Regions from separate parts of the Homo sapiens genome. Here region 2 is linked to region 1. Evidence: read pairs that join two places in POLR2A ChIA-PET (ENCODE). Cell type or tissue: PC-3. All regions are shown on one strand. Each heading gives the region's core, and the rest is flanking DNA. Links, peaks and the distances in the headings are about the cores only.

Region 1 (5,167 bases), core at 630-4,629:
TGTCTCTAGGAAATTCCAAACTTTCCCACATCTTCCTGTCTCCTGAGCCCTCCAAGTCTCTAGGAAGCTCCAAAATTTCCCACATTTTCCTGTTGTCTTCTTCTGAGCCCTCCAAACTCTTCCAGCCTCTGCCTGTTACCTAGTTGCAAAGTCACTTTCATATTTCAGGTATCCTTATAGCAGCACCCCACTCTACTGGTACCAATTTACTCTATTAGTCTGTTCTTATGCTGCTATAAAGAATTGTCTAAGACTGGGTAATTTATAAAGGAAAGAGGTTTAATTGACTCACAGTTCTGCAGGGCTGGGGAGGCCTCAGGAAACTTACAATTATGGTGGAAAGGGAAGCAAACATGTCCTTCTTCACATGGTGGCAGAAAGGAGAAGTGTCAAGCAAAGGGGGAAACTCCCTTATAAAACCATCAGATGTCATGAGAACTCACTTTCATGAGAACAGCAGCATGGGGGTAACTGCCCCCATGATTCAATTACATCCTACTGAGTCCCTCCCATGACACGTGTGTATCGTGGGTACTACAATTCAAGATGAGATTTGGGTGGGGACACAGTCAAAGCATATCAGCCAAAATGGGGATACCTCTTAAGGAAAGAGGAATTTATTCATTATTTGATAGACATTAGGAAGCCATGGAAGATTCTGAGTGATGGCATAATAGAATGAAAGAAGCATTGAGGAACATCAGTTGGCAGCAGTTTGCAGACTTAGTGAGAAGAAATGTTAAGGGCGGGTAGTGGGTAGGAGGGATAGTCAGGGAGAGGGAAGAGACCTGGAGCCAGGAGAGGCAATGAAGAGATTGTCTGCACGTGAGGTGAAGGCCGAGACCAGACATTAAAAATGAAAACAATGTAAGAGACAGAAAAGATGTTCAACACATATTAACCAGATTTGATGGCTGATTGCATATAGATGATGAATAAGAGGACTAAATAAAAGATGACTGACCATTTTCCTAGAATAAAATCATTCCCTGGTTGGCCTGAAGAATGCTGTATGCCTCTTCAACTGTGTCTTGCCCCTTTATGGCTTGTTCACTACCCCCACGTCACGCTGGTCCTCTCAACACTCAGTCTCCTCTGACGCACCCTCTGCAGCCCCAGAGCCTCTGTATGCACTTCCGCCACCCCCTCTCTACCCTCTCCACCCCTACCCATCTGGTAGGCTCCTGCTTCAGATCTCAACTTAAATGTCATCTTCCCAGAGACCTCTGCCACCCAAACTAGGCTCTTTTCTTTATCTCATATGCATATTCACGTTATTTTTGATTAAGAATCTTTCCTTTCTTTATGGAATTCATCAGTGTTTATATTGGCATATGTATTTGTTGACCCTTTCACTGTCTCCCTCACTAGAGTTTAGCTCTATGGTAGGAAACAGAGACAATGGCTGGCAAGGACTCCAGGGTTGGGTGTAGGTGACATTCAGTGTGCTACCCACCAGCAGGCATGGACGCTGGGAAAGAGATGGTTTATGGGGAGGAGAAATGACTTTGATGTGGAGCAAGTTGAGTCTGTGGTAGATATCCAAATGGAGATACAAAATAAGAAGTAGCAGAACCTCAGAATGTAGAGCTTGAAGAAAACTTAGTCCAGTGTTTTCTCAAAATGAGGTACCTCTTTACCAACCCATGCCTTTGCACCTCCTCTTCTGCTCCTCTCGTGAGTTCTTACAACTTGGTTCTTCTTAGCCCTCCTCACCCTCTTTTTTTTTCTTACTTCTGTGATCTTTAGTAGAGAATTTAGACAGTTTGCAAGCCATAGTTGTATTGGATTGAGAAATGCCCTTAATAAGTCCCTCTGTTTTGCAAATAAGAAAAATATGTCCCAGAGATGTTAAATGACTTAAAGCCACACAGCTAATCAGAGAGAAAACCTGGACTAGAATCCATCTTTGTAAAATTCCAGTTCAGCGCCCTTTCATTAGCCCATATTCACTGCAGAAGTGGAGGTCAAGCCTTGGGGGTGAATTGTCAGAAATCCATGAACTTCTTGGCTCTTTTCTGGAACCAATTTAACTCTCCTGCAGAGGCCACAGAAAGCACGTGAGGACCATCAAATGCATATTTTGTACCTATTTAACAAAACAAAAAATGTGTTTTCTGGAATGCATGATGACACTGTGAAAGAAGGGTTTGGGTCTTCCAGTGCCTTTTAACAAGATAAATTGTATTTTCAAACCAACTCCGTATTAACCAATACTATTTAAAGAATACCATTAGCAAAGACCAAGAGCCAACAGGTTGGCGTTCACCGCGGCTCTGCCCTGCCCCCTTGTGCAAGTTTCCTATTAGTGCATTTCCTTAGGACGGCTCGGGGTGGGGCGAAGATGAGCTGCTTCTTTCCTCTGCCTTCCCCTCCCTCCTCTCCCCCAGTGTCGCCCCTGCTTGTCTCGTTTTTCCACGTATAGTCCAGATTGCAGACTCAGCTCTTGGACGGCTAAGACGAATTCCGCCGCCTCAATTTTTAATCATTCATTGAGCAGGTATTTATGGAACAACTAGGAAGTGCCGAGCTTCCCGTATAGCAGGAAACGTGCACCATCAGGTAGTCTATGGACAGTGTCTATGGACGCTGGAGTGTGTATTTTGTGACATGGGAAGCACAAGAGGTTAGGGGAGCAATAATCAGAGGACCCGACCACATTCATCCAAACGAGTAAGTAGCACCCTTATATTTAAAAAGAAAAGTAAAAAGATAAACATGTACCCTAAATCCCCCCAAAGAAATAAATTCTTCAGCATAGCTTTGTAAAGAATTCTTTTCGGCCGTGCACGGTGGCTCACGCCTGTAATCCCGGCACTTTGGGAGGCGGAGGCGGGTGGATCACGAGGTCAGGAGATCAAGACCATCCTGGCTAACACGGTGAAACCCCGTCTCTATTAAAAATACAAAAAAATTAGCCGGGCGTGGTGGCGGGCGCCTGTAGTCCCAGCTACTCGGGAGGCTGAGGCAGGAGAATGGCGTGAACCCGGGAGGCGGAGTTTGCAGTGAGCCGAGATCGCGCCACGGCACTCCAGCCTGGGCGACAGAGGGAGACTCTGTCTCAAAAAAAAAAAAAAAAAGCTTTTCAAGTGTTTCAGGATGACTGCTATGCAGTGAATAAAGCTACACCACCACCCTTACCTTTTATTTTTAAATTGCTATCAAATTTGCAATTTTAGGCCAGGCTCAGTGCCTCACACCTGTAATCCCAGCACTTTGGGAGGCCGGGGCCGGCAGATCCCTTGAGCCCAGGAGTTTGAGACCAGCCTGGGCAACATGGCGAAACCCTGTCTCTACAAAAAATACAAAAATTAGGCAGGCGTGGTGCTGCATGCCTTAGTCCCAGCTACTCAGGAGACTGACGTGGGAGGAGAGCTTGAGCCCCGGAGGTGGAGGATGCAGTGAGCCGTGATTGCACCACCACACTCCAGCCTGGGCAACAGAACAAGACCCTGTCTCAAAAAAAAAAAAAAAAAAAAAATGCAATTTTGATTGCTGTCATAAAAGTGTCAGACTAACTTGTTATAGTTTTTTTTTTTTTTTTTTTTTTTTTTTTTTTTTTTTTAAGATTTACCTTCAGCAAATGCAAACTCACACGTGAATTTGAATTTCATAAGGACAGCTCCCTGGAGAACAGTGAAGACAATCTGTCATGCTCAATAAATACTTGTCACCTTCTACCAGGGCCTTTTAGCCACAATAAGGAATTCAGTCATCAGTCCCCGCATTCCACAGAATCTTAGTGTCTACATTGTGCCAGACATTGTGTTAAGGTCTGATTATGAGACAGAAAAAATACCATAAAACAAACAAAAACCCCTCATCTCTGCCCTCGAGGAGTTCAGAGACCTGTGAGGAGAGACCCAAGCAAATAGCAACTACCATTATGCAGGGTCTCCTTGTGAAGAATATTGTATGACTAGGTAAGTGCATACAATATACTATTGAGGAAAGAATGCAAGATAAGTTAGGATGATTTTGGCTGAAAGTAACAGGAAACACAGTTGAAAGTGATTTAAATGAGAAGGCCACTTGTCATCTCACATAATAGGAAGCCCAAGAACGGCATTTTGGAGCTGATGCATTTGGTGGCTTCTCAAGAATAAGTGAGCTCTTCATCTCTCCACTCTGCAGTGGCTCCCCTTGTAGTCCAAGGATGCAGACAGGGCCATGTCCAGTGAAGAAGAGGCATCTTTCCCGTGCTTCTATTTTACAAGCCCGCACTGCCGGCAGATGTCTCCTCAGGTCCCATTGCCCAGGCTTGATTCCAGTGCCCAGGCCTTAAGCAATCATTGGCCTAGAAAAATGAGACCTGAATAGCTGTCGACAGCCAGCATCCCCCAAACACGTGGCTATGGAAGCCTACACAAAACCACATGCTGATAGCAATGAAAATAAAGAGAAATGGCTATTCTGAGACAACCCACAGTGTCACCTACAATACGTCTATATCACCTGCACAAACAAACAAATTACATACACCAAAATGTTATTAGTGGTCTCATTGGGAAGTAATAGTATGGAAATTTTTCCTTTTCTTCTTTTTACTTTTCTATTGCCAAAAGTGAACATACATTCTTTTTACAACCAGAAGTGAAATCTGTTTACAAAGTCAAGTAAGGAAATAAGCAATACTTTGAGATCATCATTTAAGACACACTGTAGCAGGAAGTATGGAGTGGGTATACCAGTGGCATCTACTATAGCTCCTGTATAGAAGAAACTTGATATCTACTTAGCTAAGCAAGACACACTAAAGTTTTTAAGCAACAAAGGCATCTATACACAACATATATCTAAGCTAAACTTTTTTTTCTAGTACTCAAAATTAGACACTTAGGATAGTACCAATCATGCTAATTCTGCCAAATAGACAATAATTATCCAAGACTCCAGAGAAGGCCGAAGACTCCAGGGAAGGCAGAGCCTCACTCTATAGGCAAAGAGAAATGGACATTGGCTTTCCCTGGAGGACTGTAAAATGCCAACTACTTATTCTTACAGAAACACTGGGACAGATGATTTCTGCAGTTTGTGAAAGGAAACATCCAACCATAAATGCAGTTCATCTACGCATAGTTTTCCAAATATCGGTAGAAACACAGCTACTTTAATTCTAGATAATAACAACCCTGATTTGGAAAATAGTTGAAAATAGTTGGAAAAC
Region 2 (5,167 bases), core at 905-4,904, 300 kb after region 1:
TTAAAAGTCAATAACTCAAATACATTGATATTATATAATGAAAGCAAATAGGAAGATACAAAATTAATCAACTTCTCCTAAACCAACCCTTCAAAATGTAATTCATTACTTGTAACAAAGCTGAAATCCTCTCTAATCTCAGATTCAGGCAGGGAAAAAAATTCTACAAAGTCAACTCTACTTTAATAAAACCCTCAGCATAGGCCAGGCATGGTGGCACACGCCTGTAATTCCAGCACTTTGGGAGGCCAAGGCAGGTGGATCACCTGATGTCAGGAGTTCGAGACCAGCCTGACTAACACGGTGAAACCCCGTCTCTACTAAATACAAAAAAAATAGCTGGTCGTGGTGGTGCATGCCTGTAATCCGAGCTACACGAGAGGTTGAGACAGGAGAATCACTTGTACCTGGGAGGCGGAAATTGCAGTGCGCTGAGATCGCACCATTGCGCTCCAGCCTGGGTAACATGAGCAAAACTGCATCTCAAAAAAAAAATAAAAATTAAACTAAAACCCTCAGCATAAACAAATAGTGGGGCCTTCTATAAAAGAAAAAGTACAATTTTATTTCTTATTTTTATTTTTATTTTCTTGAGATGGAGTCTTGCTCTGTCACCCAGGCTGGAGTGCAGTGGTGCAATCTCCACTCACTGCAACCTTTGCCTCCCAGGTTCAAGCAACATTCCTGCCTCAGCCTCCCAAGTAGCTGGGATTACTTATAGGCAAGCGCCACCACACCTGGCTGATTTTTTTTTGTATTTTTAGTAGAGATGGCGTTTCACCATGTTGGCCAGGCTAGTCTCAAACTCCTGACCTCAAGTGATCTGCCCGCCTCAGCTTCCCAAAGTGCTGGGATTACAGGTGTAAGCCACCGCTCCTGGCCTATTATTATTATTTTTGAGACAGGGTCTCACTCTGTCACCCAGGCTGGAATGCAGTGGAGCAATCATAGCCCACTGCAACTTCGACCTGCCAGGCTCAAACAATCCTCCCACCTCAGCCTGCTGAGTAGCTAGAAGTACAGGCATGAGCCAACAGGCCCAACTACTTTTTTAAATTTTTGTAGAGATTGGGTCTCACTATGTTGCCCAGGCTGGTCTCTAGCTTCTGGGCTCAAGCAATCCTCCTGCCTCAGCCTCCCAAAGTGCTGGGATTACAGGTGCAAGGCACCTTAGTGTTTGAAGAAGAACTTCTGAAAATAATTTCATATGTATTCATAAAACAGAGGTAATTCATCCAACATAAAAACACACATATCTTTTAAATATTGGAAATAAGTGCTGAGATTAAACAATTCCAGGGTTTAGGGAACAACCAAATGTTGTAATGTCTTCACTAAATTGGTAATAAAATACAACTTAAAAATTACAAAGTAAAATACTGTAGAAAAATTCCCATTTTAAAACAAAACACCCTTTTTAACAAAATCAACAAAACTGATTAAGATCTAGTTGGTGCTTGCACACTAGTTATGTGATTTTACTGAACGTGCAATTTAATTTAGGTTATTAGGAAAAAAAGAAAAGAACACTGGCATTTTATCTGTTAACATTATTCAAGTAGAAAAATCCTTTTTCCAAAAAGAAAATCTTTGGGTAAATTTGTAATTTCTATTTTTAACAAACAGCCTTGGTTCTGACCTATTCTACAAGGAAGGAATTTTATTATAAATGGAAAGCATTCCTAGAAATATGTAACTCCATTCACTCTATGATCCTACTTTAAAAAAAAAAAAAGCTTAGCTAATTCAGAAGTAAGAATTCTTGAAGTTTTCCATATTATTCGACAGGTTTGTACTTCATCACTAAGAACTGAAAATGATTTAAGACCAGGAGTTCAAGATCAACCTGGGCAACATAGTGAGACCCTGTCTCTACAGAAAAATACAAAAATTAGCCAGATTTAGTAGTGCGCACCTGTAGTCCCAGCTACTTCAAAAGGTTGAGGCAGGAGGATCACTTGAACCTGGGAAGTTAGGGCTGCAGTGAGCTGTGATAGCACCACTGTACTCCAGCCTGGGCAACAGAGCAAGACCACATCCCAAAAATAAATATTTTTTTAAAAAAGAAGTAAAAATGCAAATAGTTGTTCCCTTATTGTGCTAAATTAGAGGTTACCAAACTATGGCCAACAAGCCAAATCTGATCACTCTTTGTAAGTGAAGTTTTACGGGGATACAGTTGCATGGACTAAATGTTTGCATCTCCCCAAAAGTCATTCATGTTGAAGCTCTAATGCCAGTGAGATGGTATTTGGAGTTGGGGCCTTTGGGAGACAATTAGGTCATAAAAGTACTGCCTTCGCCCTAAGAAGAGACCAGAGAGCTAGCTAGTTATCTTTCTGCCACATGAAAACACAGCAAGAAGATGGCTGTCTGAATACCAGAAAGAAGGCCTTCACCAAGAATCTGACCGTGCTGGCACCCTGATCTCAAATGGCCAACCTCCAGAACTATGAGAAATAAACATTTGTTGTTTAAGCCATCCAATTTATGGTATTTTGTTACAGCAATCCAAGATGACTAAGACAATAACCATGCCCATTTGTTTACACATTGTCTATGGCTGCTTTGTACTATGACAGCCGAATTGAGCAATTGTGACAGAAACCATATAACCTACAAAAGTGGCAAATATTATCTGCCCTTTGAAGGAAAAAGTTGCTTATCCCTGTCCTAAGTGATCAAAAATGCTTTTAATGCCAAAAATTTTTCTATCATATAATCAAGGTTTAAACCACACTGGAAATAGAATTTGGAAGCAGGCTGGGCACAGTGGCTCACGACTGTAACCCCAGCATTTCGGGAGGCCAAGGCGGGTGGATGACTTGACGTCAGGAGTTCAAGACCAGCCTGGCCAACATGGTGAAACCCCATCTCTACTAAAAATACAAAAAATTAGCCGGGCATGGTAGTGGGCACCTGTAATCCCAGCTACTCGGGAGGTTGAGGCAGGAGAATCGCTTGAACCCGGGAGGCGGAGGTTATAGTGAGCCGAGATCGTGCCACTGCACTGCAGCCTGGGCAACAAGAACAAAACTCAGTCTCAAAAAAAAAAAAAAAAAAAATCGGAAGGGAGGGTGACCGATAAAACTAAGTATCTACTTATATTTTACCAAAGCACTAGATAATTATATGGCAATAAGGAGTTAAGCTACCAATAGATTTCCCAAGCCATCACAGGAAGGTTTAGTGCTGAGACTTGTTCCCAAATTAAGGAACTGGTTTCTGTATAATACAAAATACATATGCAAAAAAGAAAATGGAAGAAGCAAAGGAATGAAGGAACACAGGGAGAGGGAGGGAAACACAAGCAAATAGAAAACAAACACATTTTACAATCAGCTCTTCTGGACTTCAAAGCTCTAGTTTTTCATAATAATGTATTCTCGATTTAAATTAGAAATGTAAGCCAGGCACGGTGGCTCACGCCTGTAATCCCAGCACTTTGGGAGGCGGGTGGATCACCTGAGGTGAAGAGCTCAAGACAAGCCTGGCTAACATGGTAAAACCCTGTCTCTACTAAAAATTCCAAAATTAGCTGGGTGTGGTGGTGGGTGCCTATAATCCCAGTTACTCAGGAGGCTGAGGCAGGAGAATCACTTGAACCTGGGAGGCAGAGGCTGCAGTGAGCCAAGATGGCACCACTGCACTCCAGCCTGGGTGACAGAGTGAGGCTCCCTCCATCTTGAGGAAAAAAAAAAGAAGAAGAAGAAGAAAACCCTGGTCATTTATATAGCATACAGCAGCTAAAACATTTATTTACTGAGTACCTGTGAAGTAGACCTAAAAACTGTAATAATAATGAACTTTGTAGTCCTTAAATATACCATAGGTCTATAAAAATCGAAACCTTCACGTTTTTGTATCAAGCCTTCGTTATAAAATATAAAGGTCTTACTTAAGTATATTTGAAGCTCATTAGTACTGGCCCCAAAAATTTGACATAGGTGAAGAAGCCTCCCGGGTTCAAGCGATTCTCATGCCTCAGCCTCCCGAGTAGCTAAGACTACAGGCGCACCCCCACCACACCTGGCTAATTTTCTGTATTTTTAGTACAGACAGGGTTTCACCATGTTGGCCAGGCTAGTCTCAAACTCCTGAACTCATGTGATCTGCCCACCTTGGCCTTCGAAAGTGCTAGGATTACAGGCATGAGACACCGTGTCTGGCCGTGTTTTCTTACATTTTCTTTCACACTGCAGCTATCTAACAACTACTCCTGGGCCTAGAGAGGACCCTAAGACTCTAATCTAGTTTTTTAAAGTAAGAATGGGTTTAAACTTCAAGGTTAAGAAAAGGGAAAGGGAGTTACTTTCTTTGGATGTCCCTGTATTTCATAAACACAAACATGTAACATAAGTGTGCATTTGTACATATATATGCCAAAAGTCCAACTATGGAAGGAACAGGACAGAAAAAAAAATAGTATATTATATATTCATGCAAAAATATATTCCACTATTCCTCCATTAAGAAATATGAGTAAAATATTAACCAAACCCAATACCATGTTATATTAATAATTTTTAAAATAAACTACTTCTTTCTGTAATGCCCATGAAATCTTGATTATTTCTAGAATCTTATTTAAGCCTCAGAGTTCCAGGACAACCAACCCAGGTTGTCTCTTTTGATAATATTTTCCCTCAAACAGACATCTCTATCAGGTCAATAATCATAACTCTACACTTACCAATGTCTAAAATTCTCTTTTGTAGAGCTCCAATAAAAAGAAATGGTTCATCTTTACATGACTGAATGAGTGTGCCAACCAATTCAGAGTTTGTTGCTAAGATGCAGGCATTTTCTTCATTAAGGTTGACCCCTGCCATAGAAGTCACATCATTGATGTCATCCTCATCTCTAATAGAAAAAAAAAAAAGTTATACATTTTAGGTTGTGTGTGTGTGTGTGTGTGTGTGTGTGTGTGAGAGAGAGAGAGAGACAGAGAGAGAGAGAGAGAGAGAGAGAGAGAGAGAGAGAGAGAGAGAGAGAGTTTCAGAGAGCAAAAGAATTAGAGGTCTCTCCTTGTAACTAACGGCATTATTTTACTTAATTCATCCAATCAAGAGAAGTGAAGAATGGCTACCTTTCCCTTTAAGCTTTTGAAAGTAATTAGTGTCTCTAACCACCAATGTATATTTAATAACAGAAGGATGAATCAGAA

The links. ChIA-PET counts read pairs that join two places held together with the same protein. Peaks named below come from ENCODE experiments on the same cell type or tissue, not always from the same donor. Only the 100,000 strongest peaks of a DNase experiment are listed, where the experiment ranks them.
Region 2: POLR2A ChIA-PET joins it to region 1 with 9 read pairs; 1 of 35 experiments calls an interaction of 5 or more read pairs at or near these places.

What each region holds. Positions count from the first base shown.
Region 1 is chr18:26,618,747-26,623,913 of GRCh38, reverse strand. It overlaps a transcript of KCTD1 not described here. Among named protein-coding and RNA genes, the nearest start is that of MIR8057, 30 kb to the right of the region's middle. In PC-3, for the core only: a CTCF peak has its summit at 2,299 (motif pointing left); a DNase peak (open chromatin) is centred at 2,303; H3K4me3 peaks cover 686 bases.
Region 2 is chr18:26,314,925-26,320,091 of GRCh38, reverse strand. TAF4B (TATA-box binding protein associated factor 4b) reads right to left here. Exons shown (of 15, transcript NM_005640.3): 10 at 4,694-4,863. Among named protein-coding and RNA genes, the nearest start is that of TAF4B, 91 kb to the right of the region's middle. In PC-3, for the core only: no CTCF peak of the experiment used is centred there; a DNase peak (open chromatin) is centred at 2,541.